2 separate regions of the Homo sapiens genome follow, and region 1 is linked to region 2. Evidence: read pairs that join two places in POLR2A ChIA-PET (ENCODE). Cell type or tissue: IMR-90. All regions are shown on one strand. Each heading gives the region's core, and the rest is flanking DNA. Links, peaks and the distances in the headings are about the cores only.

What was found. Peaks named below come from ENCODE experiments on the same cell type or tissue, not always from the same donor. Only the 100,000 strongest peaks of a DNase experiment are listed, where the experiment ranks them.
Region 1: POLR2A ChIA-PET joins it to region 2 with 5 read pairs; 2 of 35 experiments call an interaction of 5 or more read pairs at or near these places.

What each region holds. Positions count from the first base shown.
Region 1 is chr5:73,670,956-73,676,207 of GRCh38, forward strand. The region is part of intron 1 of ARHGEF28 (Rho guanine nucleotide exchange factor 28); the gene reads left to right. Among named protein-coding and RNA genes, the nearest start is that of ARHGEF28, 47 kb to the left of the region's middle. In IMR-90, for the core only: a CTCF peak has its summit at 2,446; a DNase peak (open chromatin) is centred at 2,356; H3K27ac peaks cover 1,937 bases.
Region 2 is chr5:73,850,439-73,855,690 of GRCh38, forward strand. ARHGEF28 (Rho guanine nucleotide exchange factor 28) reads left to right here. Exons shown (of 36, transcript NM_001177693.2): 14 at 2,212-2,254. Among named protein-coding and RNA genes, the nearest start is that of ARHGEF28, 230 kb to the left of the region's middle. In IMR-90, for the core only: no CTCF peak of the experiment used is centred there; a DNase peak (open chromatin) is centred at 2,873.

The DNA of each region.
Region 1 (5,252 bases), core at 1,322-3,821, 180 kb before region 2:
TTGATGTCTGGCATGGTTTAAAAGAAGCATTCTTAGCCTTTTTTTTTCAGGTCTAACGGGCCCTTGAGAATCCGATGAAAACTGTAGAATCTTGACAGAAAAATATACATGCACAGAATAATTTGCATCTAATTTCATGGAATTCATGGCCTCTATAAAGTTTGTTGATGGACCATATGTTATGAACTCATGGCTTAATTAATGTTGCATTAATTTCCAGCAATCCCACATAAGACTCTAGGGAGAGTTACCCTCCCTCATCAAAGTAAAAAGTGGGAAACCCTGTAGCTTACAAAAGTAAGAGCAAGTTTCTCAGCCAGGCTTTATCTAGGACCTGACCCAAGTGTTCCTTTCACAGTAATACATTCCTTTACTTCTCTGGGAGACATTGCCAGATTGCTACCTTAAACGTTGATAGATTGAAGAGCTACTCCACAAGAAGCAATCTTTTCATACTGAACTCAGACTTTTAGGTATCAGCAAATGAATGAACTTTTGGGCTTTTGTACCCGCCAGTTCAGTTTTAGCAGCATGACTCTTGTCTATGTGATTTATTACTTTTCTTGCTCTACCTTTATAAAAATGAGGGGAAAATAAATAGAAATGAGATATTGATGAAGAAGCAAGGATCTGATAAATTTGATATGATCACATGCAGTTGTGAGAAACAATACAGCGATACTTAGGTGTGCCCAAGCAGAGAATTGTCAGTATCAGCTGGGTTTTCATTGAACTTGATTATATATATATATATATATATATATATATATATATATATATATATTTTTTTTTTTTTTTTTTTTTTTTTTTTTTTTTTTGAGACGGAATCTCGCTCTGTCACCCAGGCTGGAGTGCAGTGGCGCGATCTCAGCTCACTGCAACCTCCGCCTCCCGGTTTCAAGCGATTCTCCTGCCTCAGCCTCCAGAGTAGCTGGGATTACAGGCGTCTGCCACCACACCTGGCTAATTTTTTGTATTTTTAGTAGAGATGGGGTTTCACTATGTTGGTCAGGCTGGTCTTGAACTCCTGACCTCAGGTGATCCACCCGCCTTGGCCTCCCAAAGAACTTGATAATATATTTCATTGTGAGGGGAGGGCAAAAGTAAAGCACATGTAGGAAAAGCTAGAATATATGTTGTTGAAAATTCTGGCTAAAAGGAAATGTGTAATTAAGAGTGTTATTGCTGGGTCTCTGGCAAAAGGACTCCTGGCCCCTATAAGTCTATTCATTTTTGTCACAAATGTAGTATGTGTGTTTTAAGGATGGATTATGTATAAACATAGGAGGCTGATGACGTTTGCTCTTTCTGGTTCATAAACCTATTGCTTCAACCCCTCAAACTCCTTTGTGTTTCCTAAAGATAGCATGTCCTTATCTGTCTTCATACTGAACTCCGACTTTCCATTTACAGAACTTCTTTATCTGTTTATGCTTGCCTGACATTACCATGTTCTGCCAGTCCAGTGGTCTTCCTCCTTGCATCCTCTAGCTTCTCATGGATGTAGATCATATTATCCCAACTAGATTCTGAGCTCATCAATGATACAGTCAGCATTCTATATATTTTAATATCCTTCCCTAGATGGCCTGCATAGTGCTTTGCACATAGTAAGTGACAGTACATTGGGTTTTGGACATGAAAGACATACTTTAGAAATTTATTGCTAATGAGGAAATTGATACCTTGGTAGGTCGTATCTTGCCCATGATGCTTGAGTGATGATTGAGCTTTGCGTTGACATGAACAATACATTAAACAGACTCATAGCATAAGTAAGATTGTAAAGGTGATGTCTGATAGATTGAGAACAAGCTTTTAAAGGGCTTAATCACTTTGTGTGCAAATATATCCTGCGAAATACAAGTGAGTGTGACAGGTTTGGCGGAACATTTTGTTAGCAGCTAGCTTGTGCTCCTCTTTGTACTTTATAAACGTTAGGCTGCACAATTTCAGACTGACTGGCTCTCCTTCCTCCCTATCCCCACAACCACCATTAGTTTGAATTAATGAGATCTTAGTGAACAGTTACTTTGTTGTTTCCTTTCTAATCTTCAGACATCTCCCCACTGAGTTTACCAAATAATTCAACCCTTTCACTTAAAGCAGCTTAGACCTGCATAACTCAGGTAGATAACTGTAGTCTGAAACAGGTCTATAGACACTGTTGTGTGTTCAATAATAGGTTTATTTCAAATACTGTCTCCCTACCCATTTCCATTGTGCTGGCATTGAAGGTTTTTACTTAGACTTGGCCTTATCTCCCAGCTGTTTACTGTTCTTTTCCAGTTAGTATAACAGTTGTGAAATGCAATTATAAGCCTACATTCCTAGGTTAGTATAAGGAACTGTGAGTCAGCATTTCCTTCCAAATGCAGAAAGTTTCAAACTAACATGGCAAATAGAATTACCTCAATAGTTGTTGCTCTGTCCTTTGAATTTTCAAACTGTAGGGGGACCATTCAGCTCTATAAAATCAAATAAAATTCTGTGGAGCTTTATGTCTTACATTTATTTGGTACAATGTATTTGGAATTCCTGATCCCTGGAGGTTTCTCTGGGCCATCAGGTTTAGGCTGAGCTGGGTAGGCCTATTTCAGACCCTCCTGGCCCCAATTACCAGTTACTGCTGAGTCATTTTGGTCAGTTTAATATTTAGAGATTCTGAGTGATTTCATTTGAAATAAATATTCAAAGTCTTAAAAAATCCTTTTATATACTTAACATGTAATAATAATAATAATAGTTAATAGTTGCAACTAGCATTTAGTGTTTCTGGTAGACACTAAGTTTTTTCTCTTTTTACCCTATCAAATCTCTTAATCGTCACAACAGTCTTTGGGATAGGTACTATGATTAATTCTACTTGACAGACGAGGAACTGGCCAAGGAAAGTAAAATAGTGAACCTAAAGTCATGCAATTAAGACATACTGTAGGCCGGGGCAGTGGTTCACACCTGTAATCCCAACACTGGGAGGCTGAGGTGGGAGGATTGCTTGAGCTCAGGAGTTCAAGACCAGCCTGGGCAACAGAGTGACACTCCATCTCTTTAAAAAAAAAAAAAAAAGGTGGGTGTGGTGGTATGCTCCTGCAGTTCCAGCTACTCAGAGGGCTGAGGTGGGAGGATCACTTGAACTGGGGAGGTCAAGGCTACAGTGAGCCTTGATTGTGCCACTGCTCTCCAGCCTGGGTGACAGAGTGAGACTCTGTTTCAAAACAAAAACAAAACCAAAAACAAAACATACCATAGCTGAGATTCAATGCAGCTTGTTCCCAAGCCTGTATTCCTAACTGTGAAGCTTTTGCTGTCTTTTAGCCAAGCAAATCACTGTCTTTCAGACCAGTTGTATGTTACAAAAGGACTTTGTGCTGAGGCTACAGAGAACATGGGATGGGATCAGACAGGCTGGATTTACATCTGCTAAGCCACTTCTAGCTGCTGGACCTCAGTCAAGTGCCACAACTTTGCTGAGCTTTTCTTTCCTCATATGTAAAGTGAGGACAGGAACATGCGAGGTCCCCTTATCTGAGGATAGCAGGTATGATATTGTGAAACATACACGGTATTTTGACTTCATTCTTTCTCCTGTTTCCTGGCATACAATGCCTAAACTCCTTAGAATCTCCCAAATGATGTATTTTTTATGCTAATGAGGTGACTGGTGGCTGGCAGCCCCTAGGTAGTTTCAGGATAGGCACTGGTCACAGGAAAGACTAAGGGAAGATTAGAGGATTGGGATTTTCAGCTCCACCCCCCAACCTCTGGGGAGAAGAGAGGGGCTGAAGACTAAACTGATCACAAATGGCCAATGATGCAATGAGTCATGCTTATGTAATGAAGCTTCCTTAAAAACCTAAAAGGACTGGGTTCTTGGAACTACTGGATGGCAGAACACGTGGAGGTTCCTGGAGGGTGGCACACCCAGGGGAGGGTAGGGAAGCTCCTTGCCCTTTTCCACATGCTTCACCCTATGCATTTCTTCATCTGTACCCTTCGTAATATCCTTTATAATAAACCAGTACATGTAAGTGTTTCCCTGAGTTCTGTGAGCCACACTAGGAAATTAGTCAAACCCAAGGAGAGGGTTGTGGGATCCCTGATTTATAGTCAGTTGGTCAGAGCACAGGTGAAACAACCTGAGACTTGCATTGGCATCAGAAATGTGGGACAGTCTTGTGGGACTGAGTCCTCAACCTGTGGGATCTGATGCTATCTCCAGGTAGTATGGGAATTGGAGGACACCCAGCTTGTGTCTGCTGCAGAATTGCTTGCTTGCTTCAACAAGCAAGGAAATTCCCCATCCCCCTGCTGAAGCATGTTGTGAGATTATAGTAGAAGAAACTGTTTTTTTTCTACTGAGTGGGTCACAGGGATGTCCCTTAATGTGAATCTCCTTAAAATGGAGACCAACATTTCATAGGAAGCAGTGGTGGAAAAAAGACTTGCCTGAGGTTCCATTGTGTGAAAATGAAAATAAAGTATGAAAATAAGCAGCCGGGTGTGGTGGCTCACGCCTGTAATCCCAGCACTTTGGGAGGCCCAGGCAGGCGGATCACAAGGTCAGGAGATTGAGACCAACCTGGCGAACACTGTGAAACTCTGTCTCTACTAAAAATACAAAAAAATTAGCTGGGCGTGGTGACGGGTGCCTGTGGTCCCAGCTACTTGGGAGGCTGAGGCAGGAGAATGGCATGAACCCAGGAGGTGGAGCTTGCAGTGAGCCAAGATCGCACCACTGCACTCCAGCCTGGGTGACAGAGCAAGACTCTGTCTCAAAAAAAAAAAAAAAAAAAAAAGAAAATAAGCATATTTATAAAGTTTATATTTCAATTCCTTGGCTAAAAAGGAACATAGGATCATGGTTAGTGGTACAGGCTGCATTTGAACACCATTTTCTAACTATGTAGTCTTATGCAATTTTCTAACTATGTAGTCTTATGCAAATTATATTTTTCAATTTTGTGGTAATTCTAGGAATGGATAGAACGTGAACCGTGTGTGTGTCTGTGTGTGTAGTATATGATTAATTAAGGAGGGGGGTGTGAAATTTTCTGATCAAATTGATTGACTCCGCACCATACAATCTACCAGTCACATTTGATTTTCTTTTCTTTTTTTTTTTTTTTTTTGAGACAGAGTTTTGCTCTTGTCACCCAGGCCAGAGTGCAATGGTGCGATCTCGGTTCACTGCAATCTCCTTCTCCTGGGTTCAAGTGATTCTCCTGCCTCAGCCTCCTGAGTAGCTGGGA
Region 2 (5,252 bases), core at 1,836-4,335:
ATGGGTTCTTTCTAGGTCTCCAGGTCTCCCCAGCCTTAGTTTAGGTTGGTGTATTTTTAATAGCTCGACACCTTTTCACTGATAGTCCCAGCTGATGAATTAACCTCACATTGTTACTATTTGGAAAACATGTTTAAGTTTTCTGTGCTTCAAATTATGGCTTTGCCTTTAGATCTGTGGTCCTTGATCTATGAAGTCAGATATCTCTAGAGTTTGAAATTATTGACCACACAATTAAGAGGAAACTTATTGTTCACAAGGGAAAATAGCCCTAATTTACTTATTCTTTAATGATCAAGGAAGGGTGTCTTTACCTTACATGCAAGCCTGAAACCTTTGCATATGAGTTAGAATAAAAAGCTGATCTCAACTGCTTTGGTTTTCAGTAAACGAAACCTTATCTTTAGACGGTATATTTAAAGACAAGGCTACTTGAGTGAAGTTTGATACTATCCAGAAGGTAACAGTTAGAACCAGGCAATTTAGGTTGAGTCTACTCACTAAATATATGAAAATTCCAGTGGATAGACTTATATGGCTGCAAACATTTGGATTGATACCATTTAGGTCAGTCAATACCATAGGACTATGAAAAATAAATTAACCACTAATGAAGAAGGAATAATTTTATCTGTGTTTATGTAATCAAAGCACAAATGTGAAAGCTTGCCTAATGCAAAGATATATTCTAATGTTTCATTGTTTAGTCGGCTTGGATTAATCAAAAGTAAATTGAGGTTTGTGTTGCCATAAATCCTTTCTTGATGAGTTTTGAATAGTCCTAAAAATTTTCAGGTCTATTTGAACAGAGTCCAAGTCTCCTTATGTCCCAGAGGGAAGCTCCCATATGAGAGCTGTAATGCAGATATACAAACCTAGGATGCTTTCGGTCCTTTTTATTATTATTTGTGATGTTCTGTCTTCCTTGTCACTTCCAAAGAGTTACTTACTGTAATTTCTCATGCGTCTTTTTTTTTTTTTTGAGCCAAGAGTACGATGATGGCAACTTTATTTTTGATGTTTGTATACATAAAACAAAATCCAGTTTTATAATTCCCTTTGGTCTATTATAGATTTAGGCAGAAAGGAACATTGCCAATATTAAAATGATAACTACAGTCTCACCAAGGGGGACAAAGGGGTTCAGCATTTAAGAATTTGAGGAATGACGTAAACATACTTTTGAAAACGTTGTGAGCTGATGGATGGAATTTAATTGGATTTTGAACAGTTGGTGGCTTATTCTCTTGGTACTTCAGCCTATTTACCATAAGAATAGTGAGTTCTGCCTATGACTTAATTTGAGGAACACTTGATAATGGCTATAAAATAAAGGCTTCAAATTCTTCAAAGTAGATTTCCTATTACATACAAGATAGTATTAGGTGCAACATTTGATATTACCCATTTCAGGGGATATGTATTTGTTTTCCTCCTTATGTATCATTTCCCTTTGCAACCTAGTTATGCCTCTTCACTGTTCTGGATTGTGAGAGTGAAGGATTTGTCCCTGCCCTGTAGATGGTGTGCTCCACAGTGACTGCCCCCTCCTTCAGGCTCTCTCACTGTCTAAATCAGTGTCTCTACTCCACCCCTGTAGTAAGTATTTCAACTCTGGAAACAAGATGGCTCCAAGCTGCTTGCATGAACCTCCCTTCTGGCCCCCTCCACAAGTCCAATGAAAAAAATGGTCCTCCCTTTCCCATGAGCCACAGAGCACATCTCTGAACTTGCTGCTGCTAGGATTTTATGAGGACATTGCAGCTATATGAAAATTAACTCTTCTTATGCTGTCCTTCAAGACTTCATTTGAGCTTTGTTTAAAAGCAGTTATTTATTGGTTCTGTATGTTAGGGCATTAGTGTTATGAAGAATAGGGATGACTCTAGTGAAAAGTATCCAAAAAGATAGAGCTAATTTTCTGCACTTCTGAAAATGTTTGCTGTCCCTTGCTGATGCTAACTTAGTTCATGAAGTCATTAAATGTTGGCATATTTTGGCCATGTTTCTCCCTACCCTCTTTAAATTACAGAAAGTGATTTAAAAAAATCCAGAGCAATGCCTTACTTATATAAGGTAACTCATTTTCTCATTATTTTCTAGCTGGTAGTGTGTATAATGATACAATATGGTTGAGTATGCATTTCAGACTAACATATGACTGCCAGTTTGTGTGCCTTAGTTTTCATTTTATTGTTCTGTGTCTTGTAGAGCAAAGAGCTTACAGCTTATCGGAGCCACCAAGAGAAAACAGGTACTTTTAACTATTCCAATTTTCCTGAGGAACTGCATGATCCTTCTTTGGAAATGTCCACACATCATTTTTGCTATCTGTTCACTAGTTCATGAGAGGTTTCCATGTAACAAGCCTGCCTAAGACCCTTTGCTCCCTCTGGGATCTGTATCAGGATAGATCTGCCAGCCCTCCCCTTTCAGTCCTTGGCTGTGCAGGCCTCAGGATTGGGGACAGCATGTTCTGTCTGGGTATCTTCAAAGCCAAATACCCTCAAGGGGAGCAGTGTGAGGGGACCACCTGTTTTAGAAAGACAACATGTTTTCTCCAGCTCTATTCCACCATGACAAGGGGACTTACTTTAGTAACAGAACCCTGGGTGGTCAATGATAGAAAGTGCCTAAACATCCCTACTGTCTCTCTATGGATTTTTGCCTAGTAGCCCTTCAGCTGGAAACAAAGAATAAACAATGCAGAAGACTTTTAAGCATGATCAGTTTCCTGGTTGAGATGCAGATTTAACCTAAGCTTCTCTTTCTCCTAGAAGGTAAAACTGTTGTTGGAGTATAGCTTGGGAAGCAGACCAGTGTGCAAGCATGATTGTTGGTTTCTGTTGGTGTTGAATAACTAACTGCCCATGAGTCACACTGTGAAATAGCCCCAGGGTTGTATGCAAAACAAGTGCCAGAATGGCACACATGTTTGACTTTAAGAGACCATCTGAAAAGAGTGAAATGGTTTAATTTTGTTTGAGATTAATACTAAAACTTTGAAACGTTTTAAACGTTTTAGTATACGGATCAAGATGGGGTGTTTCGTTTTAAATCCTGGAATCAAAGTATTAATAAGAAAAAGCCTCCTTTGGATCATTTCTATTTTTTTTTTGAAACCAGAATAGAAACTTTCAAATGATACAAAAGAGGAAGATTAAGAATGCCCTTGAAAGATAGGATGATGATCAAGTTGACTTCGTGACAATGGCAATGAGGATGATGATAGCAAAAGCAGTAATTACTGACAAATATTGAACATTTGTATGTGCCTTGTACTGTTTTAAGCAGTTTACATTTATTATCTCATTTAAGCAATTTACTTCCTCATTCTGGAATTTGATCTTCATCTTGGTCATCATTTTGATTAACAGTCATCTTTTTAACAACTGGAAAAATAATGGATTGTTATCAAGAATTTTTTAAATTAAAAATATAAAAAATATTCATTTGTCATTAGGAGAGAGATTTAAGACCGAAGGAGCCAATGTTATACTTGGCTAAATAGTAGCCTATAAAATATTTTCACTTTGATGGCATCTTTATGAAGTTTCTTTTTATCTGGTTCTTCGTTCTCTGTCACTCTTGTTTTTGTTTTCTGTTCCTTTCTATTCTTTAATCTTTCTTGGTCCACATCCTGAAAGCATCTTACTCTCTCAGTCATATGCCTTGGTGTATCTAGTAGAGTGGATCTTTCATCTCACCCACTCTATTCCTGCTATCTTATCTTGTTGGATATGCCAATAAGATCCCAAGCCATACCTAATGCTTTGCTTTGGTCATGTTACAGGTATTTACCTGAGATGATGCCTTCTTTGATATTCTCTTATTTGTATTAATCACTTAGTTTCTAGAAAAGGGGACATCCATGTAAAAAATGAGCTCACTCTATACCTTGCAGGCTCATTTCAGCAGACACTCTGTTCTAATTTCTTAAAGATTATATGGCATGACTTGATTATTTTACTGCCACCATCTGTCTTAAATCTATTGTATGTATTTCCTCCTTCTCCTCCTCTTTCTTCAAATCTGAGGATCTGAGTGTTAACAGAAGTTCCACTGTGTCAATTTTCAATCTGCATAGCAGGAACTTCTTTCAGCCCTTTAGGCCCGGTGCGGTGGCTCATGCCTGTAATCCCAGCATTTTGGGAGGCAGAGGCGGGCGGATCATCTGAGGTCAGGAGTTTGAGACCAGCCTAGTCAACATGAGGAAACCCTGTTTCTACTAAAATATACAAAAATTAGCCAGGTGTGGTGGCAGGCGCCTGCAATCACAGCTACTCAGGAGGCTGAGGCAGAAGAATGGCTTGAACCTGGAACGCGGAGGTTGCAATGAGCCGAGATCGTGCCACAGCATCCTAGTCTGGGCGACAGAGCCAGACTCCATCTCAAAAAAAAACAAAAACCCAAAAACAACAACAACAACAAAAAAACACTTTAGATGCCAATTCTTTAAATAGATTAAGGGTTAAAATATTAAGAATCCATATTCTTAATATGTTTTAAATGTCTATTTACCTATTGAAAAGGCAGTACCATTAAAGGCTCTGAGAAGGGTTTGTAAAACTTTATTGTGAGTGATGCTATCGGTCATCAAACTAATAATAGAGATTAGACGTTCTTGTTCTGGGATGTTAAAAATAACTTAATCTTTCCAGATTCTTACAAATGTAAAAGCTATTTAAATTCTATTATGAAATTATTTGAAGGTTTTCTCTTCTCAATTATTTTCTAAAGTGCCTGATTTTGATATAGGTAAATATCACATAATTAAATTAGATATGAAATGAAGCAACCAACCTTCTACATTTGCCCAGAGGTTATACAGTATTACCCATCTTCATAATCTGATAGTGGATTATGACTATGATATTCACATTTCTACCAGGTTGGGTGATGGTTTAAGTTTTCATATTTCATAATTAATAATATTTTTAAAAAAGCATTTTTATGTTTACACTGTTATATCTCAGGTCTTATCAACCTCAGCTTAAAAAGTTGAAGTATCGGCTGGGCGTGGTGGCTCACGTTTTTAATCCCAGCACTTTGGGAGGCCGAGGTGGGTGAATCACCAGAGGTCAGGAGTTCCAGACCAGCCTGGCCAACATGGCAAAACCCCATCTCTACTAAAAATATGAAAATCAGCTGGGCCTGGTGGTGGGCGCCTGTAATTCCAGCTACTCAGGAGGCTGAGGCAGGTGAATCACTTGAACCTGGGAGCCTGAGGTTGCAGTGAGCCAAGATCACGC